3 separate regions of the Homo sapiens genome follow, and regions 2 and 3 are each linked to region 1. A link is a loop called in an ENCODE intact Hi-C map of the cell type or tissue named here. Cell type or tissue: Caco-2. All regions are shown on one strand. Each heading gives the region's core, and the rest is flanking DNA. Links, peaks and the distances in the headings are about the cores only. Region 1 holds the start of LINC02724 (long intergenic non-protein coding RNA 2724). Region 2 holds the start of LOC124902688 (a long non-coding RNA gene). Region 3 overlaps SLC22A11 (solute carrier family 22 member 11).

Region 1 (10,292 bases), core at 3,008-8,007:
GCCTAACGCTACAGCTCACACGCTATAGGTCAAGGAACCAACATGAAGGTTCTCCCACCTGCCAGGAATTTCTACTCCATTTACACATTCAGGAGCTGGGGGAATGACCACATGGTACGTCTCTGGACACACCGGAGGCCTATTGTGAGATGGACCTAGGCCAGGACTCCATTTATTACCTGGTTCCTATTACATCTTTACTCTATGGTTAACATGACAGCCTTTGGGTCCCTGGGTGTCAATGTCAATCTGAACCCTATATCCAAAAGTCCCTGAAAGATCTGGGAAACCCCCTTGTGGCAGCCCTGGAGATGCCACTCAGCACCCCCTTGCCACAGGGCAGTGAGCTGACAGCCTCCACAATGGGTGACAGTGTTTGAGCCAAGGTCATGCTGCCCCAGGCAGCTCCCAGCCAGTGCCTACCTGCAGCAGGGGTAGGAGACCCTGGCATTCCTTCCCAACGTGGGACTCCTCTTTGAGCAATCTTGGTTCCAGAGCCCCTGCTGGGCTGGCCAGACTCCCTCCAAGCTGCACTGCAGTCCAAGGCTTTTCCTACCCAATCCTCCTTCCTTCCTCATCTCCTCTCACAGGTGTCAGACCCTCCTCAGAGCCTGAAAGTCCCCAGCCCCCTCCTGCCCCCTCCTTTACCTGTCACAGGTACTACCTCCATAAATCCCCTGCTTTTCTAACTCCATCCACCCAATTCCCACAGGACCAGAGCTGGCCATGCCCTCTTCCCAGTGTACGGCTGCTGGAGAAAATGGCTAAGTTCCCTGTTATGTGTTGGATCATGCCTCCACCATTCCCCCGGTACTGGGGAAATCCTGATCCCCAGGACCGTGAATGAGACCTTATTTGGAAATAGAGTCTTTGCAGATGATCAAGCTAAGATGAGGTTATTAGGATAGGCCCTAATTCATTACGACTGTGTCCTTATAAAAAGGGGAAATTGGAGGTGGGAGGATCCCTTGAGGCCAGGAGTTTGAGACCAGCCTGGGCAACACAGCAAGACCCCATCTCTAAAAATTTCTAAAATTAGGCTGTCGTGGTGGTGCACAACTATAGTCCAGCTATTCAGCAGGCTGAGACGGGAGGATCGCTTGAGCCCAGGAAGTCGAGGCTGCAGTAAGCCATGATCGTGCCACTGCACTCCATCCTGGAGTGTAGACAGAGTGAGACCCTGTCTCAAAAAACAAAAAATGGGTGGGGCAAGGAGAGAATTTGGACGCAGAGACAAGTAAGCACATGGGCAGAACATCACGGGAAGATGAAGGCAGAGGTCGGGGTGATGCATCTCTAAACCAGGGAGCGCCTAAGACTGCCAGGGAGCTAGAAGAGAGGCAGCGCAGACACCCCTCACGGCCCTCGGAGGGAGCCAGCCCTGCTGATGCCTCAATTTTGGACTTCCAGTCTCCAGAACTGTGGGAGACAATGCATTTTTTTTTTTTTTTTTGAGACAGAGCCTCGGTCTGTCGCCCAGGCTGGAGTGCAGTGGCACGATCTTGGCTCACCACAAGATCTGCCTTCCAGGTTCACACCATTCTCCTGCCTCAGCCTCCTGAGTAGCTGGTACTGCAGGCGCCCACCACCACGCCTGGCTAATTTTTTTTTTTTTTGTATTTTTAGTAGAGACGGGGTTTCACCGTGTTAGCCAGGATGGTCTCGATCTCCTGACCTTGTGATCCGCCCACCTTGGCCTCCCAAAGTGCTGGATTACAGGCGTGAGCCACCGTGCCTGGCCAGGACAATGCATTTCTATTGTTTAAGCCACCCAGTCTGGGGCAGGTTTTTACAGCAGCCCCAGGAAACCGATACAGTCCTGGGGGATGGTATGGCTGCGGGGTCCTTCCTCTTGGGACCTGCCCCTCTTCCACTGATGGATTCTGAGATTGAGAACAAGTTCAGATTTGGAAACAGCAGGGGATCATTCCTTTCTGTTGGGGCATCCGGCCTTGGACTTCTGCTCATCGATTCTTGGTTGCTTTTCATTCTATTTGTTGAACAAAATCCTTGCCGGCTGCCTAGACACCTTCCCCCTGGAAATGCTATGTCCTATGAGCCATCTCCATAGGCTGGGCAGGGCAGGCTCCCCCGCGGCTGTCCCAACCCTGCTGTCCATTCTGATCCTCTCACCCCCTTGCTTGTGACAGACAGTTAAGTGCTGCCCTTTGACCTGTGCTACTCGGGAATCCAGTTGTCCCTGTGGCTATGGGAGAGCTCAGATCCATGGCAGCCCACCCCTGCCAGGCCCGGGCAACCCTCACAGGGCTGCTCAGCAACGCCAATGTCTCCTCGACAGCTCAGGCCTTATCATTTGGGTAAAGAGCTGGAACCTTCCAAAGAACATGGCCAGCTGGTGGGTTTTCCACCCTGTTTCGTGGTGAACAGGTCTGTGCAAATCTACCTGCAAAGGCCGAGGGAGCTGAGAGGCTGAAGAAAGAGGCTGACAAATCCAGTTTCTTGTAAAGAAATATTTAATAGGGACTTAGGAGCAGAAGCGATGTTCCGGGCTGCCACAAAATGGTAGATCCCCACATCTGCCCTGCAGAAAGTACTTTTATGTAGCAAGCTTTTAGGGTAAAACATGTGCAGGTGGCCATATCTCCGATTTTAATGCAAAACTCATAGCCACTTGGGGAGGGGGTTAGCTAAGCATCTTTACAAAGGGTTATGTATGGTACAGGCATTGTTTAAAGAGCTTACTGCAGAGCAGCTTGGTATATGGGGGTGAAACATTCATCATCATATGGCGGTTTTAAGATGGCATCACTCTTGTCACACTGTTTTCCTGTACAACCTACAATAGAAGAGCCATTCTGGCGTGTCCACTTCTCTGAGACTTTGCATACCTTCCTCCAGGGCTGTTCTGACATCTCCACTTCATCGCCTATGCACTATCACTTCTTCCAAGCTTTCAAGAACTGCCTCAAGTGCTGGGCACTGTGGCTCACACCTGTAATCCCAGCACTTTGGGAGGCCAAGGTGGACAGATCACTTGAGGTCAAGAGTTCGAGACCAGCCTGGCCAACATGGCAAAATCCCATCTCCACTAAAAAAAAAAAAAACAATACATTATCTGGGCATGGTGGTGCATGCCTGTAATCCCAGGTACTCGGGAGGCTGAGACAGGAGGATCGCTTGAACCTGGGAAGTGGAGGTTGCAGAGCCAAGATCGCACCACTGTACTCCAGCCTGGGCGACAGAGAGAAATTCTGTCTCAAAAAAAAAGAACCCTCCCAAGCAACATATTAGAATCTTCCCAGGGCCTTTTTAGGGGTTAGGGAGTCTTTCTGTACTAATTAACTCTCCAGTCTCCAGCTACTATGCAGCCTCCCTTGATCTAGAACCTTCAGAGTCCACATCTAGGAACATTCTCTAGACCCGGCTGGTCCCTGCTGGCTTGCTCCCACCACTCCTCTGCTTGTTAATCCCTCTTGGTCCCTGGCATGCAAAGCACATCCTTGGTCAGGTCATGCTGAGATATGATCCAGCTTTGAGCCTGGTGGTCAGGAGGGGAGGTGGGGACAGATGCTGGAGAGAGGAACTCCTTATCTTGTAAGGTCCCTTCCCTTAGTTTCTGCATGGTCTTTAAGCAAAAGAGGACCTCTGTCTTCCAACAGAGGCAATGGGTCACTTCTGCAGGCCAGGAGGTACAGGAGAATCTGGGGGTTCAATGTCTCAAGAGTGTCTCCTCAGATAGTCCATCTCAGATATCAGGGACCCCACCCTTCCCTTTGGGGCCCTGACTTTGGAGAAGGGACTTCCCTGGGCTGGAAATTTGGCCTTCTCTGGAGTCCTGCACCTTGTCTTCTGCCCTCTGACCCCTGGCTATAGAAGAGAAGCATTTCGTTAAATTCTGCCAAGGAATCCTGACTTTGCTTTAAATTGGTGATGCGTGGCCCTGAACTTGTCATTTTCCCTCTTCTAAGTGTCAGTAGTATTCAGTGACAGCCTCCCCACTCCACGTCCTTCTCACGGCTATTTTCCCATCTGTCTCTCAACATCAGTGATATTAAACGAGCCGGGCATCCCCGTCCACCTGAGTCCTGTCCCAGGTGACCACAGGCGGAGGCCTGAGCAGCTGCTCTGCCACCTCGTGCCAGGGGCCTCCGCAACGGGCTCCAGTCACCAGGGGCCAGCGGGGCATCCTCCTGCAGCATCCCGTCCTTGGGGCCAGCTTCCTGGGGCCCCTCCTGCTGTTCCCTGCCTTCAGCTGTCTGAAAACAGAGCCCAAGACAGGGATTTACTAGGGGAGGGCTCATCCTGGGACAAGCCGCCCAGGATGTGAGGGCAGAGGGGCGGGGAAGGAGAAAGGACTCGGTAAAGGCGTGGTCCCAGGGTAAATACAGCTCTGGCAGATATGCAGGGGGCCCTGGGGCAGAGGTATCGCCATCTAGAGGCAGGCGAGGGAACAGTCTTTTGTACAGTTAGCCGTGGGCTGTGGGCGTCGCCTGAACGTACCAGGTATTGTGGCTCCATTGGCTGAGGATGCTTCTCCAGCGAAGGAGGCAGGGAGCCGGGGAAGTGGGGTGGGGTCGCGACACCGACAGCAGCTGCCAGACCAGCCATGCTGCGCTCAGCTCCCTCAGGCTGTCACTCTTAATCATCATGTCACTATCTCTGGGGCGTGTCAGTCACCATCAACGACGTGTCCCCCAAGCTGCAGAGGACGCAAATCCAGCTCTCCAAGAGGCTCTGTTGGCCCTCTCCACATGGGCTTGAGGTCAGGGGTGGGGGCACGTTCGGACCGCCCTCCTGCCTCTCTGAAGAAGATCCTCCAAGTCCCGGCTCCAGCTCTCCGGCCTCTTTGGCAGCTGGGCGGGTGGCCATCCAGGAGGCCCGTTCTCCATGCCCAGTTTGGCAAGGCTCCTTGGGACGCCGGGCTCGCTGCCCCTGTTTTCTTAAAGCTTCGGCCCAAAGGGACCCAGAGTCTGAGGTTAACACTCCGTCATCCCAGCGTGAGCGGCGCCTGACTCCAGCTCTCGACTCCCCCACCTCCTATCCCCTGCGCCGGGCTCACCCTGCACTCCCACCTGCAAATCAGCAGAGCAGAGGCCAGCGCTCCCGACGTCCAGCACCACCCCAAGCGAGGCAGGGGGAGCTGAGTGGCCGGGAGCGCCATCTAGTGGGTGCCAGGGGCGAGTCCCCGAAAGAGACTGGAGAGCCACGACTCGGGCAGGGCAGGATGGTGTCCCAGGGAGGGCCGGGGCCCAGGCGCTGGACAGCAGAGGACATAAAGGGAGAGGCATGGGAGAGCGAGGAGCCAGGGTGCTTCCGGGGCGCATGAGCCCCACCCCAGCCTGCCCCTGCCCTCGTAACCAGATGACTCGGCTCAGGCAGGACACACCACGTCCAGTCTCTGTCCCCTCTCCAGACTCTTGGGAAAGTGTCACTTAAAATCCATTTGGGTCTGGTGTTTGCTTTATTCCAAGGAAAGGGGTAAGGAAAAATTCAGAAAAGGGGCGAGGGTCTCCCCTCTCCACAGTGGCAGTCAGGGGAATAGTGACATTCACCCCCTCCCCCAACCTGGTCTTGAACGTGGCAGGGAAGAGAACTGAGCCACCTGTCACCCAGAGGGGGAGGGGGAAGGTCAGAACTCCAGCCTTCCCACAGCAGACACGCCTGCGGGGCAGGAAGCAGGCAGGCTCCACGCAGTGTAGACATGTGCACTCACACGGATGTTAACAGTCTGGAAGAAACTGACCTGGCTGTGAATAGAGGCTCTCTCATGGGGAAGGGGCAGAAGATGGAGCTTTCACTTCTCCATTTATACACTTCTCCAAAATGTGGTGGGACCATGAGGAAACTGCACTTTCAGTTTTGATCTCTTTTTGTATTTTTTCAGTTAAAATGCAATTGGGAACAATGGGGTGTTAAGTGCCTCAGTGTGGAAGGCTGCGGCATCACCATTGAAATGCTGTATCAGACCTGGATTGGATCCACCCTCGACTCAGGGCTGTGCAAACTGGGACCCAGATCCCGCGCTGTGGGAACGGAGCCCTGCTCCGCTGTTTACATGTTGTCTCTGGCTGCGGCCTCGCTGTGACAGCAGAGTTGAGGAATTGCCACAGAGACTGTTATAGCCCACAAAGCCCAAAATATTTACTCGCTGGCTCTTTATGGAAAAAGTTTGCCAACTATCAAATTACAAGAAATACAGGGACTGGGGAGCCTGCTCAACAAAGCTAAGGGGACGTGACCAGCAAAATCCAGACTGCAGGCAACCATAGGACAAAGCGCCAGTTTCTTCAATACGTAATTTGCAACAGCAACCTGCTTACTAGAGGCCAGGAAGGGGAGGGGGAAAGGAGGGGATGAAGAAAGGTTGATGAGTGGGTACAAATACACACTTACATAGACGAAATAACATCTGGTGTTCAATAGATCAGTAGGGTGACATTAATCGATTGTACACTTCAAAATTGCTAGAAAAGAATAATCCTAATGTTCCTGGCACAAGGAAAAGATAAATATTTAAGATGATGGACATCCCAATTACCCTGATTTGATTATAGGAATGTATCCAATTATCATGCACATCCCGAAACTAGATACAGCTAGTGTATTTCAACTTTTATAAAGAAAAGAAAAAAACGGGCGGGGTGCAGTGGCTCGCGCCTGTAATCCCAGCATTTTGGGAGGCTGAGGTGGGCAGATCACTTGAGGTCAGGAGTTCCAGACCTGCCTGGCCAACATGGTGAAACCCCTTCTGTACTAAAAATACAAAAATTAGCCAGATGTGGTGGTGTGCACCTGTAATCCCAGCTGCTCCGGAGGCTGAGGCAGGAGAATCGCTTGAACCCGGGAGGCAGAGGTTGCAGTGAGCAAGACTCCATCTGAAAAGAAAAGAAAAGAAATGAAAAGAAAAGACAGAGGGGGCCCATAGATTTAAAAGAGGCTGAGCAGTGACAGATAATAGAAGTGTGGATGGTAAGAAAATAAAGTCTCATTTTTCATGGTAGCAAGTGAGATCTCAAATCCGAGATCAGAAAGTGAAGAAAATCAGGAATTAAGAGTAGAAGCCATTTCACTTAGAAATGAAGGTTTAAGAAAAAGATGAGGCCGGGCGCAGTGGCTCACGCCTGTTATCCCAGCACTTTGGGAGGCCGGGGCAGGTGGATCACCTGAGGTTGGGAATTCAAGACCAGTCTGACCAACATGGTGAAATTCCATCTCTACTAAAAATACAAAAATTAGCCGGGCGTGGTGGTGTATGCCTGTAGTCCCAGCTACTCAGGAGGCTGAGGCAGGAGAATCACCTGAACTCGGCAGGCGGAGGTTGCAGTGAGCCAAGATCGCACCATTGCACTCCATCCTGGGCAACAAAAGCAAAACTCCATCTCGAAAAAAAAAAGAAGAAAGAAAGAAAAAGATGAAACATCTACTCAAAAACTGAAAGTGGGTGCCCCTAATGAGGGAGTTTTGGGAATCAGAGAAATGGAGCAGAGAACTCTTTTTTATTTATATAATTTTAAGCCTAGTAGTAGTGTTTGAATTTTTTAATTTTGTATACGTTTAAACAAAATATTTAAATATTAATATTTGAATCCAATAACAACTTAAGTTTTTTAACTTAATTAAATATATTTATAATCTTGGATTAAGGAAAGCCTTTTTAAACATGACCTGAGGCTGGGTACTTTGGAAGGCCAAGGTGGGCGGATCACTTGAGGTCATAAGTCGAGACCAGCCTGGCCAACCAACGTGGTGAAACCCCATCTCTATTAAAAATACAAAAATTAGCCAGATGTAGTGGTGGTCGTCTGTAATCCCACCTACTCAGGAGGCTGAGGCAGGAGAATCACTTCAACCCAGGAGGCAGTGAGCTGTGATTGTACCACTGCACTCCAGCCTAGGCGAAAAAGCAAGACTCTGTCTCAAAATAAATAAATAAATAAAAATAAATAAATAAACCTGACCTGAAAACCAGAAACTAAATGGTTGATCTATGCGGCTGCATGAGAATCTCAAACTTCTCTCTGAGAAAGCTATTATATATTATATATATAATATATATAACTATACAACTATACACACACACACACACACACACACACACACATATATATATATGTATGGTTGAAAGACTACTGACAACTGGAAAAAAGATTTGTAACAGATAATACAGATGGAGGGTTAATATGATAGTTTTTTCTCGCAAGCAACAGAAACTGACCTTAGCTGATTTAAGCAGAAAAGGGATGAGTATCAAGTACCACCACAGACTTTCTGGGTGGGCTGGAGAACCAGGCTTGCAGGCCTCCCAGACAGGAACAGAAACTGTGCTCCAGCTGGTCAAGTAAAGACACCATGGCTACCTTTTTACTGGGTCCTGCGCACTGCCACGGATCAGCTGCCATTGCTTTCACTCTCTCTGGAATCAAGTCTGCACGGCTTCTGCTACCTCTGGCCATTAGCTTTTAATCCCATTCCTGAGGCAAGAGCCTCTGAATGACAGATCCTCAATCATAAGCCTGCAGCCTGCAAGGGAGGCTGGGAAAGTGGGCCCCTGGCGTCTTCTGCTTCCATAGCAGAAGTCAATGGATACCCCAAACATGGCAGACAAACAGGCAAAGGACATGAAGAGGCAATTGACAAAACAAGTGTGGAATTAGCCAATAATATATAAAAAGCTGTTCAGCCTCACTAATATGGCAGCTGCTTGTGGTTGCTTACCCGGAATCAGTTCCCACCTTCTTCCTGCTGGCAAACCTTGATATGGTTTGGATACCAATCCCACCCACCAGTGACTCAGTGGGGAGCATGCACCCAGTTGCCATCAATGAGCTGGCTAGGCAGGTCTGCCAGGGGGCTTCCAGGAAAGACTTCTGTATTAGTCAGCATAGGTTAGCTGCCGTAACAAGCATGCTCCAAACCTGTAGTTTAACACAAGTTTATCTCTTGCTCATGCAAGTTGAATATGAATGTCCTTGGTTGGGTGCTTCTCCCATGCAGTTCTCTGGCATTGCAGTGACTTTGAAACCTGAGATCCCTCCATCGTGGAGCCCTGCCATCCTCAACATGTGGCCTTCCAGATCACAGCACATAGGAATGCCACGGAAGGAGCACATGTTCCTTCTGCCCACATTTGATTGGCTAGAACAGGTCACATGGCCACAGGGACCTAGCCAGCTGCAGGAGAAGCTGGGAACTGTAGTTTGTGTGTCAGGAAGAAAATGAACCAGATTTAGCCAGGCAAGGTGGCTCACACCTGTAATCCCAACATTGTGGGTGACTGAGACAGGAGGATCACTTGAACCCAGGGGTTCAAGACCAGCTTGGGAAACACAGCAAGACCCCATCTCTATTAAAAAAAAAAATCAAAAGATTAGCCAGGCATGATGGAGTGCACCTGTAGTCCCAGCCACTCAGGTGGCAGAGGCAGCATCCAGCTTCATCTGCTGGGTTAAGCCATGCAGTCCTGGAGCCCACGGTTGTGGCAGCTGCATTCTGACCCCTGCGTCCAGCAGGGATGGTGTGGCCCTGGGCCAGCCTCTGGGACGGTGGTGGGCTGAGTCCCCAGGTTCCCGGCTGTGCCAGAAATAGCGATTCCCTTTCAAGCCCAGCTGAGGTGGGAGGATGGCTTGAGCCCAGGAGGTCGAGGCCGTAGTGAACCAAGATCATGCCACTGCACTCCAGCCTAGGCGACAGAGTGAGACCCTATCTCAAAAAAAACAAAAACAAGAGAAGAAAGAGAAGAAAGGAAGGAAGGAAGGAAGGAAGGAAGGAAGGAAGGAAGGAAGGAAGGAAGGAAGGAAGAGAGGGAGTGAGGAAGGAAGGGAGGGAGGGAGGAAGGGAGCAAAGAAGGAAGGAAGGAAGGAAGGAAAGAAAGAAAGAAAGAAAGAAAGAAAAGAAAAGAAAGAAAGAAAGAAAAAGAAAGAGAAAGAAAGAAAAAGAAAGAGAAAGAAAGAAAGAAAGAAAGAAAGAAAGAAAGAAAGAAAGAAAGAAAGAAAGAAAGAAAGAAAATGGGTCAGGTTTAGTGGACACTGAGCGCTGTCCACAGTTCCCCTCTGGTAAGCACATATCCATTTGGCTCTTCCTCCCACATAAAGGACCCACTCCTTGACTGGGGCCTGATCTTCCTCTCTAAGCAGAACTTTTCTTCGCTCTCTGCGCCCCACTGGCTCTTTCTGCATCAACCAACTAGGCCACATCTGATACGGGCATTGGGGTCATGGCTTCTTTGGGGTCCGTATAGCTTTTGCCACTGGACTTCTGCTCCTACAGCCAAGACCTGAGAGTACAAACGGTCCTCCCAAGGCACATCTCGGTGAAGGGTCCCAGTGTGGCCA
Region 2 (10,292 bases), core at 2,004-7,003, 63 kb after region 1:
GGTGAGATGACATAAAAAGACACCTGGAGTCTCCACCAATGACTGGCCTCATCATCACATGCAAGACCTCCCCGTACCTTCTCCATCTGCAAAATGAGGGTTAAAATATCTCCTCACCAAACTCACAGGAGAAATCATGCTTTATAAATGCAGAGATGTTGGCCATGAGGCTTCTGATCCTTGCTACAGGCTTTCAGATCTTTATTCTGAGCATTGGCAACAACACGTTTCTGAGAACATCTCCTTTGGCAAATGGTAGGTCAGGCAGAGCTGCTTCAACAGAAGATGTTTTTGCTTTCAAAAAAAAAAAATTGTGTATGCCTTTTAATCCAAATGGCTGAATTGCTGATTCAATCAGCAAACATGGAACAGACTGAGAAAGTGCAGCGTGAGCTCCGAGACAGCAAAGAGGGCCATGAACTTCAAGGATGTTTATGGAGCGATTGCTGAAACCAGCTTTCTGAAGAGGTAAGTCTCCACCAGGCAACAGGGAGGCACGATGCGGGAGTGCCGTGGGATTTACGATGTTCATTAAGTCCATCAGCTTCCAACTCCCTCTGCAACCTGCATGTCCAGCTCGGCTACCCGGGGCACAAACAAGCTCTCCAGCTAAATTACCAAGATTCTTAGTGCCCGGCTGCACACCCACAGAGCACAGCCCACCTCAGCACCTGCCACCCCTGGGGATTCCAGGGCATGTTGAGTGTCTCCCACATGCTCAGGTCCAAGCCCACACCTGGCTTCCACCTGGCCCCATCCTCTCTGCATCCCCTGCTTCTGCTGGCCTCCAGTGTTCCCAGGCTGCCAGTCCTAGAGAGTCAAGGTTAGGCTAGGGTTGGGGCAGAAACACACGACTTTGTGCTGTCCCATAGCTGCACTGTTCTTTGTCACCCAGGCCAGAAGGGACACTGCCTGAGCCCAGAAGTTTGCTACCACTCCCAGAAACAGATCCCCAGGCCCCAGCCCAGCCGTCACTTCGCAGCATCCACCTCCACCATTCTTGCTGCCCCTTCCCCTCCCAGGGCACCTCTGCACCAAACGACTTCATTCTCCTCCTCCAGTTCTGAGAGATAAAACCAGCGGGCATGCCCGTTCCTGCAAACAGGACCAAGCCAACACAAGGCCCCCAGGCCCACAAAAAGCAGGCTCTGTTCCCAGTACAGATGCCTCAGGGACACCCTGCTATATCCATGTCAAACTTCCCTTTATTCATGAATAGAGATGGGAAGTGAGGCATCAGGTGTGCTCAAAAGCTTTGCTATCGGTTAAGAATTGCACCTGGCTACAAGCTACAGAGAATCAAAATAACAGTGGCTATAATAAGGGAGAGGTTAAATTTTGCTCTCATGTGAAAAGAAGTCTAGAGTTAGCCAGCCCAGGGTTGATACAGCAGGTCCACAGCCATCAGTGACCCAGGCTCATTCTATCTTGCTCTCTGCCATCATTAACATGAGGCTCCCATCCTTGGGGCTACCTCATGATCCCAAAATGGCTACTGCAGCTCCAGACATCACATCCACATTTCAGGCAGCAGAGAGTAGGAAGGGGCAAGGCAAAAGGACATGCCTCTCAGCTTAGCCTCCTTTGGAGAGCTTTCCCAGAAACCATACTCAATAACCTTTGCTTACATCTTATAGGCCTATTTCTGAAAGGCTAGGAAATGTGATATTATAAAAAGCCCATTGACACCCAACACTATAGCTTTTGTGTTGCTAAGGAAGCTAAGGAAGACAGGAGTATAGAAAATACCAGCCTTGGCCATACTTTTTTTTTTTTTTTTTTTTTTTTTGAGACAGAGTCTCGCTCTTCCGCCCAGGCTGGAGTGCAGTGGCACGATCTCGGCTCATTGCAACCTCCACCTCCCAAGTTCAAGTGATTCTCCTGCCTCAGCCTCCAGAGTAGCTGGGATTACAGGCATGCACCACTATGCCTGGCTAATTTTTGTATTTTTGGTAGAGACAGGATTACACATGTTAACCAGGCTGGTATGGAACACCTGGCCTCAAGCGATCCGCCCACCTTGGCCTCCCAAAATGCCAGGATTACAGGCATAAGCCACTGCACCTGGCCAGCCATACTTTCTACAGAGCTAATAAAACTAAGAGGATAGGGGCCCAAACTAATCTCCCTCCTGGATGCTTGTGGAGAATAATACAACAGTGATTATGACATCAAAAAAGAGGAGGCAAAGTGTCAGATGTTCTCAGCCCATTCTACACCTGGGATGCAGCACTGTTTTGTGGTGCTTACCTTAACAAATCTGCTATCATATTCCGCTGCTGACAGCCGGTGGTCTACTGGGACCTCAGCGTCTTCATCTCTTGAGTGTTCACACAATTGATTCCTCCTCACCCATCTTTCATTTGTGTTCTTTGCTTTTCTCCTTGAAACAGTTTAATTTCATGGGCTGCATGATGATGTTTTGGACAGTGTGGGACCATATATTCCATGGTGGTCCTATAGGATTATAATGGAGGCTGGGTGTGGTGGCTCACACCTATAGTCCTGGCACTTTGGGAAGCTGAGGTGGCCAGATCACTTCAGGCCAGGAGTTCGATACCAGCCTGGCTAACATGGTTGGGACTTGGGAGGCCAAAGCAGGAGGATTGCTTGAAGCGAGGAGTTTGACTACAGCCTGGGCAACATAGCAAGAGGTTGTCTGTATGCTTTTATTTTTTGAAAGAAAGGAAGGAAGGAAGGAAGGAAGGAAGGAAGGGAGGGAGGGAGGGAGGGAGGGAGGGAGGGAGGGAGGGAGGGAAAGAAAGAAAGAAAGAAAGAAAAGAAAAATAACAAAAATAAAAGATTATAAGGGAGCTGAAAAATTTTTCTCATCTAGTGATGTCATTCATAGCCATCATATCATCATAGTGCAATGTGCCACCTTTTCTATGATTAGATACATTTAGATACGCAAATACCATTCTATTCCAATTGCCTCTGCTACTCAGCACTTCCTGCCATACAGGCTTGTGGTGTGGGAGCAATCAGCTGTACCATCTAGCCTAGCTGTGTTGCGGGCTACCCATCCAGGTTTGTGTAAGTGCACTCTGATGTTCACACAGTGATGAAATCACCTAACAATGCATTTCTCAGAACGTGTCCCCATGGCTAAGTGACTCATGGCTGTATTCTGGAATCTTGTCATTCCAGACCACAGTCTTCACATTGAGGTACCAAGTTGTGGATCAGAATGGAAAGCTAGGCTATGATGAGGGACAGTGCGCTGTCACATGACTGACATGATTTATTTCACAAAGACAGCAAATGGAGCTGCCATGCCACCTCCAGCAAAGAGAGCCCGGGGCTGGCGTCTATGGAGCTCTAGGCTCTGCAGAGTCGGAGCGAGAACCAGATCCTTGGGGCAAAGAGAGCTAAAACGGATTGCAGAGGAAAGCGAACCACCACACATCTGCTAGAAAGAAATATCTCTTAGGCAGGAGATAACCTTGAGAGGCAGCATAACCGCTCAACCACTGTGGTTAAGGGCTTAGTTCTCAAGTAGGGAGGCCCAGGCTCTAGGGCCAATGCCTGTGGATGCCTTTGTGTGACCTTGGACAATTTACTTTCTCTCTCCAAGCCTCATTTTCTTCATCCACAACATGGAAACAATTGCAGATGATGATAATGTAGAACCTGTTCATGAAAGGAAATTATAGACAGTGCTGGGCCCGGTGCCTGGCTCCTGGTACAGAGAAGGATTCAGTAATAACATTGGCCATGACTATTAACAACAGCAGCAGCAGGGATCCTATGTGTGACCTTCTACCTGTGTGGCACAGGGCCTGGCACATCATGAGGCTCAATAAATGGGCTCAACGTCATCGCTACTCTTGTTGTTATTAAAGGAAATAGCCAGAAAGTGCTTCCTCTTTCCACAGGCAACCACGGACACTTTCTCTGGACTTGACTCACTCAGGCAAGAAGAACCTTCCGGGCTGAGCTTCCAAGCCCCAGCCAGGGGAGATGCAGGGCACGGAAGACCCCGCTGAGGCAGATTGGAGAGCTCGGAGCTGCAGAGTCTGTTTGGCATCTGCAACTCTCTCGGTGGAGAAACGCCTGCCCCCGCTAAGCAGTCAGTGCCTGCCTGGTCTCACTGGCTCCCAGGCAGCTTCTCCCCACCTCCCCTCTGTGTCCAGTGTGCTCCCGGCAGCCTGCCTTATGACAGGTCTACAGGGACATCTGTTGGTGAGCAGGCCCTGCCAGATACCTGTTGACCCCCGCTGGGCAGGAAAAATAACACAGAGAGGCTCTGAGGACCTGTGAATGGTGTGGTGGGAGTGGGGGACATAGCAGACACCCCTTACTCTGTAGAATACCAGCTTTCCACTAAAGTGGGTGATGGCAGGGAATTCTGGCAGAGAATACTGGTTTCTGAGAGCTCCTAGTATAAAATTGGATCTGTGTCCCTATGGAAAATTCCACATTACAGCAAGTGTGGCCCAGGGAGGGAGAAAGCCTCAGCTGGGCATCACGGGAATTGGTTTTGCCAGTCGGCAGCCCTGTGGCTCTGGCTAAGTCCCTTCCCCTCTGTGCCTCGGTCTCCCCATTAGGAAAGTTCAGGAGGTTCATGAGATGAGATCTGTGGCTCCATAGCTTGAATATACACCATGGAAGGTTGCTTTTTGGTTGTTTTTGAGACAGAGTCTTGCTCTGCCACCCAGGCTGAAGTGCAGTGGTACAATCATAGTGCACTGTAACTTTGAACTCCTGGCCTCAAGCAATCCTCCTGCCTCAGCCTCCCAAAGTACTGGGATTACAGGAATGAGTCACTGCACATGACCCTGGGAAGCTTTTTAAAAAGCAGATTCCCAGACTGCACTCCCTGAAATTCTGATTCAGCCGGTTACAGGGGGCCCAGAAACCTGCCTGAGGCTCCTCCCAGAGGACCCCACTCCCTGGCTGCCTCTCAACCTGCAGTTTCAGGCATCCCAGGGTGTCCCACTGTCTCCCAGGCCCCAGGGAGAATCAGAAAGAGTGGGGGCACCGCAGGGAGCAGGCAGGAGGGAGGGGTCACAGAGGCCCTGGCCTGGTGACTGCTGTCTTCAAACCGCCCAGAGCAAACCCACAGAGCTGGCCCGCGCCCCGCCCACCTTCGGTCCAGTGTTATGGGGGAAGCTGTCAGACGCCAGCATCAGTGTGAGGTGCACTTATGGAAACTGCCCTCCCTGACTTTCCCGCTGAAAAGTCCTTAGCTCTGAGGTTTTCAGGAATCTGAAAGGAAAGGCTTCTTTCCATGAAAATGTGCTGAAAGACCACTTCACACCTGCACCTACGCGCCGTCCTGTGGGAGCCAGCCTGAGTCGGCCTGGCTTGAATGGCAACAACCTCCATGCCTCACTCATCCCAGGGGCCCTCCTGCCCTCTGCCTAGGAGGTGTTCCAAGTGCTTGGCATGCATTACTTGACCTTATCTTTGCAATGCCACGAGGCGGCCAACATTATTGCCTCATTTCGTGGATAAGGTTACTAAGGCACAGAGAGGGTCGGTAATTTGCCCAAGGTCACTTAGCTAGGAATTGATGGAGATGGGTTTCACACTCCTTCAGGGAAACTCCTGAAGCTAAGCTTTGAGACCCGCTTCATCTTCTAGCTTAGAGATATAGTCACTACTATTTTCAGCAGAGCCCTTTCCAAACAGAATCTTATATTTGACCCCAGCATAAGAAACACATCAAAGCAAAGCCACTCTGGTTGAAGCGGAGGGACTATCCAGCCATCCAGCCTCCCCTTACCCTGCTCATGGAGACCTCCTCAGAGCACCAGGGTTCTGCAGAACTGAATCTAAGAGTCAATAAAGAAGCCATGGCTCAGAGAGGGAGTGTGCCTTGCCCAAGGCCACACAGCCTGCAGGTGGCAGAGCTGTTGTGACACATGCAGCATCCAGAGAAACACGGGATGTGCAGGGCAGCCTGAGAAAGGGGCCCTGCACACCTGGCCAGCCCACCCTGAGCACCTAGATGGGGAGAGGAGAGCAGTGATGGTCTGGGTTGACCCCAGGCAGGGGGCTTAACTGGGGTTGCTAGGGAATGGCTGAATCTACAAGTATATTCACTTGTTCACTCAACAAACATCGCCAGAGTACCTACTATGTGCCAGGGATGATGTGGCACCAAGGATACAATGGTGAATGATGAGGACAGTCTCGTCCCTCCCCGCCATGCTCATATCCCAGGCAGAGAGACTGATAATTAAACAATGACAACAGGCCAGGTGTGGTAGCTTATGCCTGTAATCCCAGCACTTTGGGAGCCCGAGGTGGGTGGATCACCTGAGGTTAGGAGTTCGAGACCAGCCTGGCCAACATGGTGAAACCCCATCTCTACTAAAAACACAAAAATTAGCTGGGCGTGGTGGTGGACACCTGTAGTCCCAGCTACCTGGGAGACTGAGGCAGAAGAATCGCTTGAACCTGGGAGGCGGAGGTTGCCATGAGCTGAGATCATGCCACTGCACTCCCGCCTGGGCGTCAGAGCGAGACCTTGTCTCCAAAAAAAGAAAAGACAATGACAGCAACACACAGGGACGGCTGCTTCGGTGGGAACTGCTGCCTACTGACGGCACAAAGAGTCGGGGCTTGTAGGCTAGTGGAGGGGTCAGGAGGGGCTGCTCTGAGAAATAAAGCCATCCGAGCATTGACGGATGACATGGCATCAGCCTGGCCAAGAGAAGGGGAAAGCGTGCCCCACAGAGGGAACAGCAAGTGCAAAGGATGAGCACAATGCATTTGAGGACCTGGAAGAGGTTTGATTTGGCCAGAGCAGAGCCCATGGCAGGAGATGGTGAGAAAGGGGACTGGAAAGGTAACAGGGGCCAGGCTGCATGAGTCATGGAAAGAGGCGTGGGCTTTATCCTACAGAAGTTGAAAGATTAGATATGTGTTGCTCTCATTGTTTTAACTCCCCTGGCTTCTATATGGAGGACCGTATGGAGGAGGGGTGGGAGATGCTGGGACATCGTTCGTAGGGAATCGTGGTGTCCAGAGAAGACATGATGGTGATTTGATGTGATGATCACGGGAAGGAGAAGAAGGGACGGTCTGCCAACATCCATCCCTTTCTCCACCTCCTCTGCATCGGGGGAGGGAGGTGAGGAGGGTAGGTGACAAGTCTGGCCAATGACACGGTCAGCAGTGATGTACATCACTTCCAGAATATCCCCACACTCTCCTTCACCCCCATCTCCCTGGGATGGTAATGCTCCCAGGGTAAGCCTGGGAGCCTCGGGCCAAGTCCCTAGAGCCTGGGTCCAAGAGCCCCTGGTTCCCTTTGCCCCACTGGGCTGCAGCAGGAGGGACCTACCACGCCTCTCTGCCCTGAGACAAAGACCAGTCCCCTCTCCAGTAAAAATCCTTATCTCTGGAGAAGGAAGCAGGATGAATGGGGAGGAATCTACAACCACTCCCACATTAATAATGTTCATGCATGCGTACATGCCTGATCGTTCTTTGAGCTCTTCATCTGTTTTTTTTTTTCTTTTTTCTCTATTTCCCCCTTTTCCTTAAACCACGGCCCATTCAAACAGGCAGTACTTGCCTTAGGCGAGGCAGGTGTTAGGTAAAAACACCTGTGGGTGCCGGGCACGGTGGCTCATGCCTGTCATCCCAGCACTTTGGGAGACCGAGGCGAGCGGATCACGAGGTCAGGAGATAGAGACCATCCTGGCCAACATGGTGAAACCTCGTCTCTACTAAAATACAAAAAGTTAGCCCGACATGGTGGTGTGCACCTGTAGTCCCAGCTATTCGGGAGGCTGAGGCAGGGGAATCGCTTGAACCCGGGAGGCAGAGGTCACAGTAAGCCGAGATCATGCCACTGCACTCCAGCCTGGCAACAGAGTGAGACACAGTAAAAAACAAACAAAAAAAAAAAACAAAAAAACTAAACAAACAAACAAAAAACACCGATGGGTCTTCTTAACTTTTGTCCTCCAAAATCCTTTGTCTTGGAGAAAAAAGGAGAGCCAGCCTTGGGCATCCTGAGAGCAGAGATTCCTGCCTCTACTCACAGCAGCCTGCCAAGAGAAAGCCTAGGCCCCAGGGAGGAACCGTGCTGGGGCCTCTCAAAAGGGGGCCCACTAGTGGCTCACCCAGGGTCTCCTGCCCTGAGCGCGCCATGGAAGGATCTTGTGGGCTTTAAGGACTGGAGTGTGGACGTGTCAGAAGTTCCTGTGTGCACCCATGATGGGGGCCCTCCTGGCCCCTACTTGCTGCTCTGGTCCCTCAGAGGTCTCTGCCGCTGTGACAGGACCCTGAGCAGGGTAGGAAGTTCACCAGGAAAATTGGAAGCTACTTTTTCTCTGCCAGTTCAGCCAAGGTCTTGATGTCAGAAACACTGCTGAGTGGTTAAAAACAAGTGGTGGGAGGCGGTGGCTTACACCTGCAATCCCAGCACTTTGGGAGGCCGAAGCGGGCAGATCACTTGAGGTCAGGAGTTTGAGACCAGCCTGGCCAACATAGTGAAAGCTCGTCTCTACTAAAAATACAAAAATTAGCTGGGTGTGGTGGTGCACACTTGTAATTCCAGCTACTTGAGAGGCTGAGGCAGGAGGATCACTTGAACCCAGGAGGCGGAGGTTACAGTGAGCTGAGATTGTGCCACTGCACTCCAGCCTAGGCAACAGAGTAAGACTCCATCTCAAAAAAAAAAAAAAAAGTGATTTTTCTTGCACACCTGAGTCAGTGCCCTGAGCTTCTTACACTTTACACAACAGTTATTAGGGATACCCTCCCCCAGTGACATCTGAGGGCAGCTGCGGAGGGCAGAGTCTTCCCCACAGCAGAGCCGGAGCACCCCTTCTGGGAAGGCTCAGCTTTGGGGAGGAAGGGCTTCCCTTTCCAAGCAGGCCAGGGACTCCCCACACACATCCCAGGCTGCGTCTGCCCTGGAGATGAAGTCACAAGCCAGCCTCAGGGTTACCTCCGGGCTCCAGTCCCCCCAGCCTAGTCCTGCGGTGCTTCTCCCCACAGCCCTTCTTTCCCCACTCACAGGCAAAGCAAGATCCCTGGAGATTCCAGTTCCCGCCTGGCCCTGGTTCTGTCACCGCTCCCCTGACAGCCCCTACATGCCCACAGCGTCAACCAGCACATCACTTCACGGCCAGCGGCCGCCCCGTGCCTGCCCGCGGCTCCCCTCTGCAGCCTCCAGGCCGGCCCCACCCAGTGCGGAGAGTCAGGCCTTCCTGGCCGGGTCTGAATCCCGCATCCCCCGGCTACAATACAGTCCCAGTAGGCAACAGGGTCCCCGTGGAGGGGAATCAACTGAAGAACGAAGTGTTTACTTCAGAGCTTCTACCACGGCGCTGTGTGCTTCCCTCAGAGAGCGACACACTCACACACACTCTCACACTCACGCTCACACACTCACACCCACATACACACACACGCTCACACCCGCACACGTTCACACGCTCACACCCACACACACGTTCAAACCCACACACTCACACGCGTTCACACCCACACACGTCCACACGCTCACACCCACACTCACACGCTCACACCCACGCGTTGACATGCTCACACACACACCCACACACACACGCTCACACCCACACACATGCTCACACATGTGCACTCACACTCAAACTGACACAGCCACACTGACACACACTAACACACATACATACACTCAACACATTGACACATTTACACACATACATACACTGACACACACTGACACATTCTTACACACATTCACACACTCATGCACACACACTGTCACATGCTTACAATCACAACATACTCAGGCTTTGTTCACACTCACACTTATATGTCCACACTGTCACACATGTTCACACATACACTCAAATCACACAAAACACACAGGCTTTGTTCACATACATTCATACACATTCACACTTACACATGCAAACACAATCCTCACAGCACACACCTGCATACACACCCACACACTTGTGCTTACACACACCCACACTCATCCACATTCTCACACTCACGTGCTCACATACACACTCCCATACACCCACACACTCGTGCACTCATGAGTTCGCACTCACATGCTCCCTAGCATCCTCATATTCACTCACACGTCTTCACACGCTCACATAGACACACAGGTGCTCACACACAATCTCACACTGACACACTTATTTACTCACATACGCACACATTCACATACACAAGAGTGTGCTCCCACGCCCATCCTGGCCGCTCCCAGGCAGCTACTGACACACGCCAGGTCGGTGGCGATTCACACTCCGTGCTGAGAGGTATTCAGAGGGTGGGGCGCCATCTGGTCCTCACTTTTCGTGGGGGCGGGGGTAGTGTTCAGAACA
Region 3 (10,292 bases), core at 2,421-7,420, 120 kb before region 1:
AACTCAGTATTATTACTATCATTGTGACCTCGGTCACCATCAGAATTGAGGCGGCCCTGTGAACAGTCACCCAGGACACAATAACCACATGTCCAGAGTGCTTGCTGCAGGCCTGGCATTTTCCCAGGTGCTTTAAAATAATACTTCCCTTAAACTTGAAAACAACTCTGTGAGCCAGGCTGGGTTTTGTTTGTTTTTTCTAAACACCATCTTACAAAGGAGGAGGCTAAAGCCCACAGAAGTGGTTCTGGCTATAAAATGCAGCCAGGGAGTGCTCCCTCATTTCTCCCTGTCAAAGAATGGGTGTGAGATGGCACCATCTGTTCTCTGAGGGTTTGAAAGAACTCACCTGTTGATCTGTCTGGGCCTGAAATTCTTTGTGGGAAAATTGCACTAGGACAGTTGAGACTATCTGTATCTCCCTTTGTCAGTTTTGGTGAGAGAGGTTAAGTCACTTGCCCAGGCAGGTGGGGAACGTGGGCCCAGGCAACCTGGCTGCCAAGCCTGGGCTTTCAACCATTACATTTTCCTGCATGAGGTATGATCACTTTCTACCCATGAGACTTTGGATAAGTCACTTTCTTTCTCTGACCCTAGTAATAGTATGGGGATAGTAATAATACATTTCTGGCAGGATTGTTGGAAAGATTAAATGGTTTCAGAAACACAGGCCTTGGTACTCTTGAGCCTTTGCCCTGGGCAGCCCAGGCCTGTCTCCATCTTGGCCCAGGAGGAAGCCCAGCCCGATGCCCAGGGATCACAGGTCACTCACTGGCTCTCCAGGTCCTGGATAGTGTCAGGGAGCGGAAGTCCCTGGGTCTCCGGGAGGAAGAACAGCACAACCAGGCTGGAAGCAATGGAGATAACGCCATAGAGGAGAGGAGGCAGCAGGGGCAGGGCTTGGCGGCTCATCAGGATCAGGGGACCCATCATAGCCCCCAGCCGGCCCACTGTATGCAGAATGCCATCTGCTGTCATCCTGTGGGTGAAGGGGAGGGCCCAGATCCCTGTAACAGCTGGCCCTGTGGCAGGAAGACATCCTGGGCTCACAGATGCCAGGGGAAGGAAAGCTGGGCTGAGGGAATTGCCCTCCTCAAGGCCTCCTCTAATGCCACCTCCTCCACGGAGCCCACCCAGATTTTTGCATCTAGTGTTTCAGGGGAAATCTCTAGGGCCCACCTCATTTTCCCCACTCTTGGGCAACTTAAGGGCTTCTCCATACTCCTGCTAGGCCACTGAGCTCCCAACTCAGGCTTTCCATACGATATCAACAAAATCAATAAATGCTTGTCCAAACAACAAATTAAAATATGGAGAAATGAGTGAGTGGTGGAAAGAACATTGGGCTAAAAGTCTGGAGAGCTGGAGTCCAGTCCTACCCTTCTGCTGAGCCAGTCCTTCACCCCGAGCCTCAGTTTACCCAAATATCAAATGTGGGGGTGGCCTAGACTCTAGACCACTGGTTTTCCATTTGTGTTTTATGATGCCCTTGGGCTCCAAGGAGGTGACTTGGGGCTCTCTTGGGGCAGGGAAGGAGTGGTGGGAAGTGAGTTGAGGGTCCCCACTGCTACCAGGGCAGCTCTTGGTCTCCTAATCAGGATTCTTATAAGATTCCATCTGGACAGATGACTCTGTGGCTCAAAATGGTGTGAAAACACAGGCCCAGATGTCCCCAGGGCTCTACTGTACTGCTTCTGTCTGGGTCGAGACTCTCAAGGGGAAGAGCTGTCCTGGGGGGGACCCTGAGCGGCCCTGGCTGCATTTCCCTGGCTGCCAGACCCTTCTTTCCCTTCCCACCGCCCTCTCAGGACGGCCCTGCTGGCCCTGGGGCATGGCCTGCAGCCCAGCTTACCGCACTGGCGTTGGAAAGAGTTCAGCCTTGTAGATGGTGAGGCAGGTTAGGCTTATCCCAAAACATCCCTTTCCCAGCACAGCAAAGACCACACGCAGGGTCTGCAAATCTGGGTACAGGAAGGGGGTGAGAGTGGGGTTTGCCCTGGAGGGTACCCAGGGGCTAGTCAGTGTGCGGCCAGCCAGCCTGGAGCAGAGGGGACCCTGGGCTCCCTACAAGTCCCCGGCCCTGCTGGCTTGGTGCGGGGCTGCCCAGGGCTGGGGTTGGGGGACAGAGCATAGGATGCGATATCGCGGCAGGGGCCCGAGGGGCACAGGCAGAAACCCAGCCAGGTCTAGGGTAGCTGAGCCTGGCCGGCCGTGGAGGCTGCACTGAAAGAATGCCCCCCACCGCGGCTCCTAGGGTCCCGAGATGCCTCTTGCTATGACGGAGAGAGCGCCGGGCCCGGTCCACAGCAGCCTTCCTGCTGCCCGCCAGCCTGCCTGTGTGGGGATGGCAGAAGCCCTGGCCTGGAGGCGGAGGTCCGGGCCCCCTTTTGGCCGCAGGCCTGGCCTCCCCAACGCGTTGCTCCGTGGAGGTGCCTGAACTGCTGGGAGGTGCTCGCCGTTGTCAGTTTCCTCGCAGCTGCTCGCGCTCAGAGCTTGGGCTCTCGCTGCAGCCTGCAGGGCCCCGGCCGCCTCCGTCCCCGCTCAGGCCTTCTGCCAGCCGCAAGGCAGCCTCCTGCCTTCCTCCCGGCTCTGCCGCCACCGCACGACGTGCCGCCCTGTCCCTTTCCCCCAGTCTCCCACCCTCAGCAATAAAAGGAGACACAGAGAGGGATTCCAGGTCCTCATAGCCTCCCTCATTCAGAAAGAAAACAGGGAGGCAGCTCCTGGGGCCAGGGAGGGGATGTGGCCCCACGCTCAGAGCAGTGGGGTGGGCGGGGAAGCAGGGCCCGGTCCCACCGCCCAGTCCGCCTGCCTCACCTTGCGGCACCAGCATGTTGGCTAGAATGGCGAGGCCGGCCATGGCCTGGGAACCCGCCTGGATGGTGCGGCGGCCAAGGAAACTGAGCAAGAGGGCAGTGGTGGCCCGGCCCAGGAAGTCCACGGCCCCGAAGAGGGCCTGGAGGAGGAAGATGTCACGGCCCAGGCTCTGCAGGTCGAAGACCAGCCCATAGTAGGAGATCAATAGAGAGAAACTGCGGGCAAGGCTGGAAGTCAGGTCCCTGCCCTGCCGGGGAGAGGGCACCCCAACAGCAACAGCACCTCCCACCAGGAGCTGCCTGGGAGGACATGGCCAACCCCGGAGGACAATCCTGGGCTTGTCTCGGCCAGCGATCCCAGAAGCCTGCCAAACTCAGGACACAACCCCAGCGTCAGGCTCTTCCAGGAAAGGGCAGGCAGGGTGGCTCCACCATCCCTTCACACACAGGCTTTGTGTCAGGGGCAGCGATGCGCTGGGGCGTTGCCTCTCTGGCTGGGACCAAGTCTGCCCTCGGGGGCCTCTGAGCTGCCCCTCACTTCCGGACTAGCCCTCTCTGGCTTTGATTCTGATAACCAGTCACACTGTGCCTTTCTCTTGGAAGATGGGAATCATGGCAGGACAGGGCCTCTCGGGAGACCCTGGGCTGCATTGCCCAGACCACATTCAGGATGGAGAGCCTGTCCCCCAGCCCCTGGGAGTGCTGCCCCTTCTCTGGGGAGAGCAGCCTGTGACTGGTTCATGGGGCAGAGGGACCACCCAGAAAGGCCCCAGCTCCCACGCTCCCAGGGGCTGGGCTGGGCCCAGGCTGTGGCTGCATCTCCCCTTGCCTTCCCTTCTCCATCTCAGGGTCTGCTTTCTGCCCACTCCCCCACCCCACTGGCTCACGAGTAGCTGAATTTACGGTATTTAAATTCTCATGGTTTGGAGATGGGATTTGGATCCACAACTGGCTGCAAGGTAAAATTCTTCTCGGCCACGTTTAAAATCTGTGCTCTCCCTGCTTAACCCAGATGCTCCTCCCAGCCCTCCCCTTAGGCGTCACCTGATTGCATCACCCAATAAACATCGGACAACACCAGCCCAACAACATCAGAGTAAAATCGCACAAGCCGCGGTGTTTCATGAAGTTTATGTGAGTGACGTGAGAGTCACTGGGCTGGTGCTCAAAGCGGCCGACACTGGAGCCTTGGACAGATAACAACTGGGTTAACAAGACAGGAAAACCCACAAGGTCACCAGCTTCAAAGCCTCTGATTTGAATAACAAAGGTTGCAGAGCCGGCCCCTGGGAGAACTGAGGAATCCTGGAAGGTTTTTTTTTTTTTTAAAAAAAAAAACTGGTCCCGGGTGTTTGCAGTGAGAGCACTCCTTCTGATTTATCAGAAAAAAATTGAAGTTTTTTAAAAAAGGCATTTGATCTATCTTTGTTCTAAGATGTAGCAAGTATTTGCCATCATAACCCATATGTGGTTAAATATAGCATAAAAGAAACGTTTTCCTAAACTTCAGTTTTATTTCAAGATAAAAGTCCCAATCAAACCAGGTCCTTAGGTTTTTTTTTTTTTCCTTTGACGGAATCTTGCCCTGTCGCCCAGGCTGGAGTGCAGTAGCACAATCTCAGCTCAGTGCAGCCTCTATCTCCTGGGCTCCAGTGATCCTCCTGCCTCATTTTTTGATTTTTAGTAGCGATGAGAGGGTCTTACTATGTTACCCAGGCTGGTCTTGAACTCCTGGGCTCAAGCGATCCTCCTGCCTCAGCCTCCCAAAGTGAGGGATTACAGGCTTGAGCCACCGCGCCTGACTGGTCCTTGCTTTTTAATATGCTCTTTTGGATGTCACCGGAACTGAATTTGTTTTAAGGGCCTTTTCCTGGGCCCAGATGACCTTGGGTCCCGGGGAGGGCCAGGGTCTGGTCGCGCGGGCCCTGGCAGTGACAGTGCCGGTAAGCCAAGTGTTAGCTCAGCCCGGTTCCAATGCAGGCTCTATTATTTTGGGCTTGTTCCTTACCCCTCTGGGATCCTCTTTCCCCATCAGTGAAGTGGGGTTGCATGGAGGGGTCAGCGAATGCAGGTTCACCCTCTAGGAGCATGGCCATGGTCTCTAGGAAAGTGGTAAGTCTCTAACGATGACACACAGTGGTACTCCTCGGCCGTGGCTGGTCCCCTGGCTCTAGGGACCCTGGCTCTGCCTCTGTCTTGGGACCTCCCTGGGACCCTGGGACCCCCAGCCTAGAGCTGCCTTTTCCTCTGGCTTCCTGCAGATGGCAGCCTCCAGATCCCACCTGTGCATAGTCCCTCTCTGCTGCCTGCCAGGACTCCTGCCTGCTGGGGCTGTCTGCGTCCTGTCCCAGACAGAAATGCACCCCCTTGAGGCCTGCGGGTGCTGTTTCCCCTGGACGCTCTGCCTCCTGCCTGTCCCAGCTCTGCCTCCTGCCTGTCCCAGCCCTGCCTTGGGGAGGGACACCAGGACGGCGTACTTCACCACCAGCATGGCGCAGCTCCTCCAGCGGAGCACGGGCACGCAGAACAGGTCCAGCACCGACCGCGGCTCCTTTGCAGAGGCCACCTCCTCCTTCACGCTGGACATCAGCACCTTCCGGGGAGAATGGGGGCACCGTGAATGGTAGGGCAATGGCCCTGCCCCACCCCCTGTGCCAGAGAACAGTGTCCAAGTGGCCAGAGTGACGGGGAGCCTGTCCTGGGCCTCGGCCTCTGGAAGCTGGATCCCTAGGGGAAGGGGAGGGGATGGGGCAGAAAAGGTTCTCTCCAGGCCCTGGCTCTTCTGCAGGTTTGACTCAGCCCTGGTCCTCTCAGCTCTAGCTTGCCTCCTTCTGGAAGCCTTCCCTTATCCTCCGACCCCATCTTCACTCTAATCTCTGGCAGCGCCTGTTTCCTGAAAGCAGCTACCTTCAAATAAACACATTCTGTTTCCCCAGACACATCGAGAACCCCCATGAGGTGGGTGCGTGCTACATGCAGGTGGAGGTGGTGGGTGATGGAGGTGACGGTGTGGGTGCTGTTGATAATGATGGTGCTGTTACCGATGGTGACGATGGTGGTGAAGGTGGTGGAGATGTTTTGCAGAGATGGTGGCTGTGGGGTTAGTGATGGTATTGGTGGTGCTGGTGGTGATGGAGTGATGGCAGTGAAGGTGATGGTGGGTGTGGACAGTGGTGGTGCTGTTGGTGATGGTATCGGGATTGGTGGTGGTGGTGGTGGTGTCTGTGTGGAGGTGGTGATGGAGGTGTTGGTGGTGTCTGTGGAGATGCTGGTGGTGGTGCTGGTGGAGGTGGTGCTGGAGTGGGTGGTGCTGTTGGAGGCCACACGGATGATCCCTCAGTGCACGTCCTGTCCCAGGTCAAGTCTCGCAGACAGCAGCATCTCACCTCTATGGTCAGGTTCTTGGCCTCCTTGTGGCCATTTATCCTGGCCACCTTTCTGAGCTCCTGAAGTGCTTGGTCTGGTTTGCCCTTAATAATCAGCCACCGGGCGGATTCTGGCAGCCACCTGTAAGGAGGCAGGTGTGTAGCTGGGAGTGCACGCTGGGCTCTCCCCCGGGGCGGGGTGGAAAGGGGCAGTGGGCACGGACCCTCCAGCTGAGATGAGTGATGAGGAAGCACATGCTTCTGTGCCGCTGCTGCCCAGCCAGGAGCCTGGCAGTCCCCAGCGGTTTCAGAATAAAGCTGAGTCCCAATGCCTGGCCGCCCACCTTCCCAAGCGAGCCACCTCCATCTGGCTCGCCTGGCTGCCCGGGGCCTGCCCACCTGAGCCCTGCACACAGCCAGGGCACAGGTGGCCTGGGCATGGGTGTCCCTAGAGTTGGCTGCTTCACCAGTGATTCTGGGGCTATTTCTAGGATAGAAAGGTCACTTGGTGCTGGGTTTTTTTGTTTTTTTTTTGAGATGGAGTCTCACTCTGTCACCCAGGCTGGAGTGTAGTGGTGCGATCTTGGCTCACTGCAACCTCCACCTCCCAGGTTCAAGTGATTCTCCTGCCTCAGCCTCCTGAGTAGCAGGGTCTACAGGTGTGCACCACCATGGCTAATTTTTTTGTATTTTTAGTAGAGATGGGGTTTCACCATGTTAGCCAGGATGGTCTTGATCTTCTGACCTTGTGATCCACCTGCCTCAGCCTCCAAAGTGCTGGGATTACAGGCTTGAGCCACTGTGCCCGGCCTTTTTTTTTTTTTTTTTTTTTTTTTTTTAGCACATTTAAAATATCCCCAGGCAGAACCAGGTGATTTTATAAAACCAGTCTATTTCTCCCCAACCTCAGGGGCAGGTGGGCCAGGAGAAACACTTTCCTGGTGGAAGGCACAGGATCTGCCCAACCCACCGGCTCTCAGCCCTGTTTGCAGGGAAGCTAAGAAGGACTTCTGGAGGCAGTCTGACGTAGTGGTGAAGAGTTAGCCTGCCTAGGTTCAAATCCTGCCTCTGGCATTCACCGGCTGTGTGTGACCTTGGGTGAGTGACCTAACCTTTCTAGGTCTCGGTCCTTCATTTGAAAATGGTGGTAATCGCATCATCTTACTTATTAGAAGGTGTGTTAATACGCACCTAGTGTTATAAACTGCACCTGGTACACACCTGATCAGCGTGGCGGGGATGGCCTAATTATTGTAATTATGGGATGGCCTTCCTCTTCACTTATTGATCTGTGTATGAAACGTAAGCTCCACGGGGCCACTGGTTTTTGCCTGTTTTGTTCACTTGTGTGTCCCCAGCACCTAAGACCCTCTGCACCTGTCTGTGTCTCCTTCCTCAGTGCCAACCCAAGGAGGGATTTCCAGACCTTAGGGATTTTTGCGGCCCCTAAAATTGTAGTGACAACAATCTATTTTCATATCCAATGTTGGTCCGCACTGTATGTGAAGGAGTGAAGCTGGTGGGTGGGGGCTGGTGCAAGTATTGAGGAAGGACGATGCTCACAGCCTCAGCCCAGGGGACAGCGGCAGTGGGGCCTTGGGGACCGGGAGAGCGGCCGCTTCCACTGTGGCCGAAGTTCAGCCCAGTGCCCCTGGATCTTCCAGTTTTTCCAAAGAAGGTAAAAAATACTGTTTTTGTTTGTTTTTGAAAATCTTCTGATTTTTAAATGTTAGCAACTAGTTACAAATGTATTTTTTAAATCACCATTTGAGCCAATGCTGTGCCAGCCCATCTTGGCCTGTCTGGGCTGGATGGGAGCCACGGACCTCGGGCTGCAACACTTAGCCCAGGACTGCCAATCACCAATGTCCCTCCCTAGCGAGGGTGCCGCTCATGCCATGGCCCTTCTGTGGCACTCCAGGTCTCTGGACCTACTGCCAGCCAGAGAGGTGAAAGTGAAGAGTCCCCCTCCCACCCTGGGTCTCCTAAGGAAAAGGTCCCACATCATACTGACCAGGATATCAGGGAGATGGCAAAGAAGGGCACTGATGCTGCCAGCTGGAGAGTCCTCCAGTCCCGCAGGGCAAAGGCCAGGCCGCCCAGCGCCGCCTGGCCTGCGCTGAAGGCACATCCCACCACCGTCATGGTGACCGCCCTCCTGCTGGTCGTGGTCCACTCCACCACTGAAGGATGCAGACACGTGCAGGTGAGGCCTCATGCGGCGGCCTGAGCCCCATTCTCTCCTGCCACCCCCGCCCCCATGGCAGGAGCGCGCTGAGCCGGGGACTCACTCAGTGTCAGTGAACTCAGAAAGATGCCGGCCATCCCAAAAGCGGCCACGAACCGCAGGCCGCAGTAGATGACGAATGTTGGGGCGAAGATGGTGCTGGTGCCCGCCACGGCCAACTGCAGGCAGCACCAGCTCAGCATCGGCTTCCTCCCAAACCTGTCACAGGAGAGAAGCACACGGGGCCTGGAGAGGGGCCCCTGAGGACGTGGATATGTGGGCAGGTACTTGCCTTCTGGGAGTTCAACAACGCCAGGGGATCTCTTGCAGCCAGCTCCTCCTTCTTGGAACTTTTAGGGGTACACTCAGAGTGCTTCTGTTATAAAAGTGGCAGGTACCTTGCCATGGGAGGGTGCAGTTCAGTTTCAGTGTTTAAGAACATGGGGTTTGGGGCCAGGCACGGTGGTTCATGCCTGTAATCCCAGCACTTTGGGAGACTGAGGCTGGAGGATCACTTTAGGCCAGGAGTTCAAGACCAGCCTGGGCAACATAGTGAGACCTCAGTCTCTACTAAATAAATAAATAAATAAATAAATAAATAAATAAATAAATAAATAAATTAGCCAGGTGTCTGCGGTCCCAGCTACTTGGGAGGCTGAGGTGGGAGGATGGCTTGAGCCCAGGAGTTCAAGGCTGCAGTGAGGTATGATCACGCCTCTGCACTGCAGGCTGTTCAACAGAATGAGCCTCTGTCTCTAATAAATAAATAAAAAAGAACACAGGTTTGGGCATCAGATGCCTGGGTTTGAGCCCCAGCTCTGTCCTTCCTGGGTGACCCTGGGCATGTGATTCGACATCTCTGAGCCTCAGTTTCCCCATCTGTAACACAAGGGCATCCATAAGGACATGCCTCACAGGGCTGCTATGAGAATCAAGACACTGGGCAAGGGGCCAGGGAGTAAGGAGGCCGAGACTTTGCAATCCACTGCTCTCACCTGTGCGCTGTGAAGGGGGTGCTCATGGGGCGGATGCAGAGCCCTCGGCCCCTGCCCGAGTGCCCTGGGCTGCGGTGGCCTCCAGGCCGGCTGAGTCTGAACCGGAGATTGCATTTAGTGCCACTCAAGCCCGTTCTGCTCAGAACGGAGATGCGAGGCAGACCTTGGCCGCACCTGTCTGAGCAGCACCCAGGAGCAAGGACACTCGCTTCATCCTCACGACAACTGCGTGGGCAGGTGCGAGACCCCACTGCTGGGGGGAAACTGAGGCCCAGAGAAGGGAAGAGATCTCCAGAGAAGGGAAGAGATCTACCTTGTAGGACAAGGCTGGGTGGGATAAGGCTGGGATTCAGACCCAGGTAGTCAGACCCCAGAGCCAGTAGGGTGGTGGCAGGAGGGAGTGGGAAGGCAGTCCTCCATTCATGAAATAATGACTGCGTGTCTGCCACCGTGCTGAGCTGGGCTCTGGAGCACAGTCCCTGGGTCCCTGTGTGCTTGTGGGGACGTGGACAACAAACAAGCCTTGAGCCAGCCAGGCATCGTCAGAGCCAGGCACTGTGATGAGGGAAGCAAGGAGGGGCTGGGACAGTCATGCCTGGGGCCGGGCAGGAGTCTCTGGCTCCGTGGCCTCGGAGGGCCTCCTCAAGGAAGAGCATTGAGTTGCGGCCTGCGTGTGGGCACAAAGCAGCATAGGCAAGAGCTTCTGGGTGAAGCACAGTCACTGAGGCGCTCTGCAGGCGTGCAGGGGGCCCCAGGAGGAGGCTGGTGGAGCTGGGGGTGGATGGAAGCCCAGCGCAGGGCAGGGGGTAGGCAGGAAGGGACTGTCCTCAGTGCAGTGGGGCCCTCGGAGGACTTTGGGCCAGCTTTTATTGACCAGATCAACCTCCGA

Evidence for each region. A loop is a pair of places that touch in the nucleus more often than their neighbours do. Peaks named below come from ENCODE experiments on the same cell type or tissue, not always from the same donor. Only the 100,000 strongest peaks of a DNase experiment are listed, where the experiment ranks them.
Region 2: it touches region 1 in a loop (4-fold over the local background); 5 of 110 quality-filtered maps call a loop at or near these places.
Region 3: it touches region 1 in a loop (4-fold over the local background); 4 of 110 quality-filtered maps call a loop at or near these places.

The regions. Positions count from the first base shown.
Region 1 is chr11:64,443,822-64,454,113 of GRCh38, reverse strand. LINC02724 (long intergenic non-protein coding RNA 2724) reads right to left here and starts at 5,057. Exons shown (of 2, transcript NR_073177.1): 1 at 4,462-5,057; 2 at 2,457-4,217. RefSeq lists a silencer at 4,337-4,532, a cis regulatory region at 4,310-4,579 and an enhancer at 4,469-4,718. In Caco-2, for the core only: CTCF peaks have their summits at 4,388 (motif pointing left) and 5,133 (motif pointing left); DNase peaks (open chromatin) are centred at 4,403, 5,113 and 5,605; H3K4me3 peaks cover 1,225 bases.
Region 2 is chr11:64,379,324-64,389,615 of GRCh38, reverse strand. LOC124902688 (a long non-coding RNA gene) reads right to left here and starts at 2,509. Exons shown (of 2, transcript XR_007062718.1): 1 at 2,251-2,509. RefSeq lists an enhancer at 9,804-10,292. In Caco-2, for the core only: a CTCF peak has its summit at 4,192 (motif pointing left); DNase peaks (open chromatin) are centred at 3,105 and 4,165.
Region 3 is chr11:64,560,339-64,570,630 of GRCh38, reverse strand. SLC22A11 (solute carrier family 22 member 11) reads right to left here. Exons shown (of 10, transcript NM_018484.4): 3 at 8,473-8,627; 4 at 8,196-8,364; 5 at 6,203-6,323; 6 at 5,294-5,409; 7 at 2,818-3,032; 8 at 1,853-1,961; 9 at 773-979. Among named protein-coding and RNA genes, the nearest start is that of SLC22A11, 9.5 kb to the right of the region's middle. RefSeq lists an enhancer at 4,848-5,817. In Caco-2, for the core only: CTCF peaks have their summits at 4,990 and 5,193; DNase peaks (open chromatin) are centred at 3,950 and 5,160; H3K4me3 peaks cover 213 bases.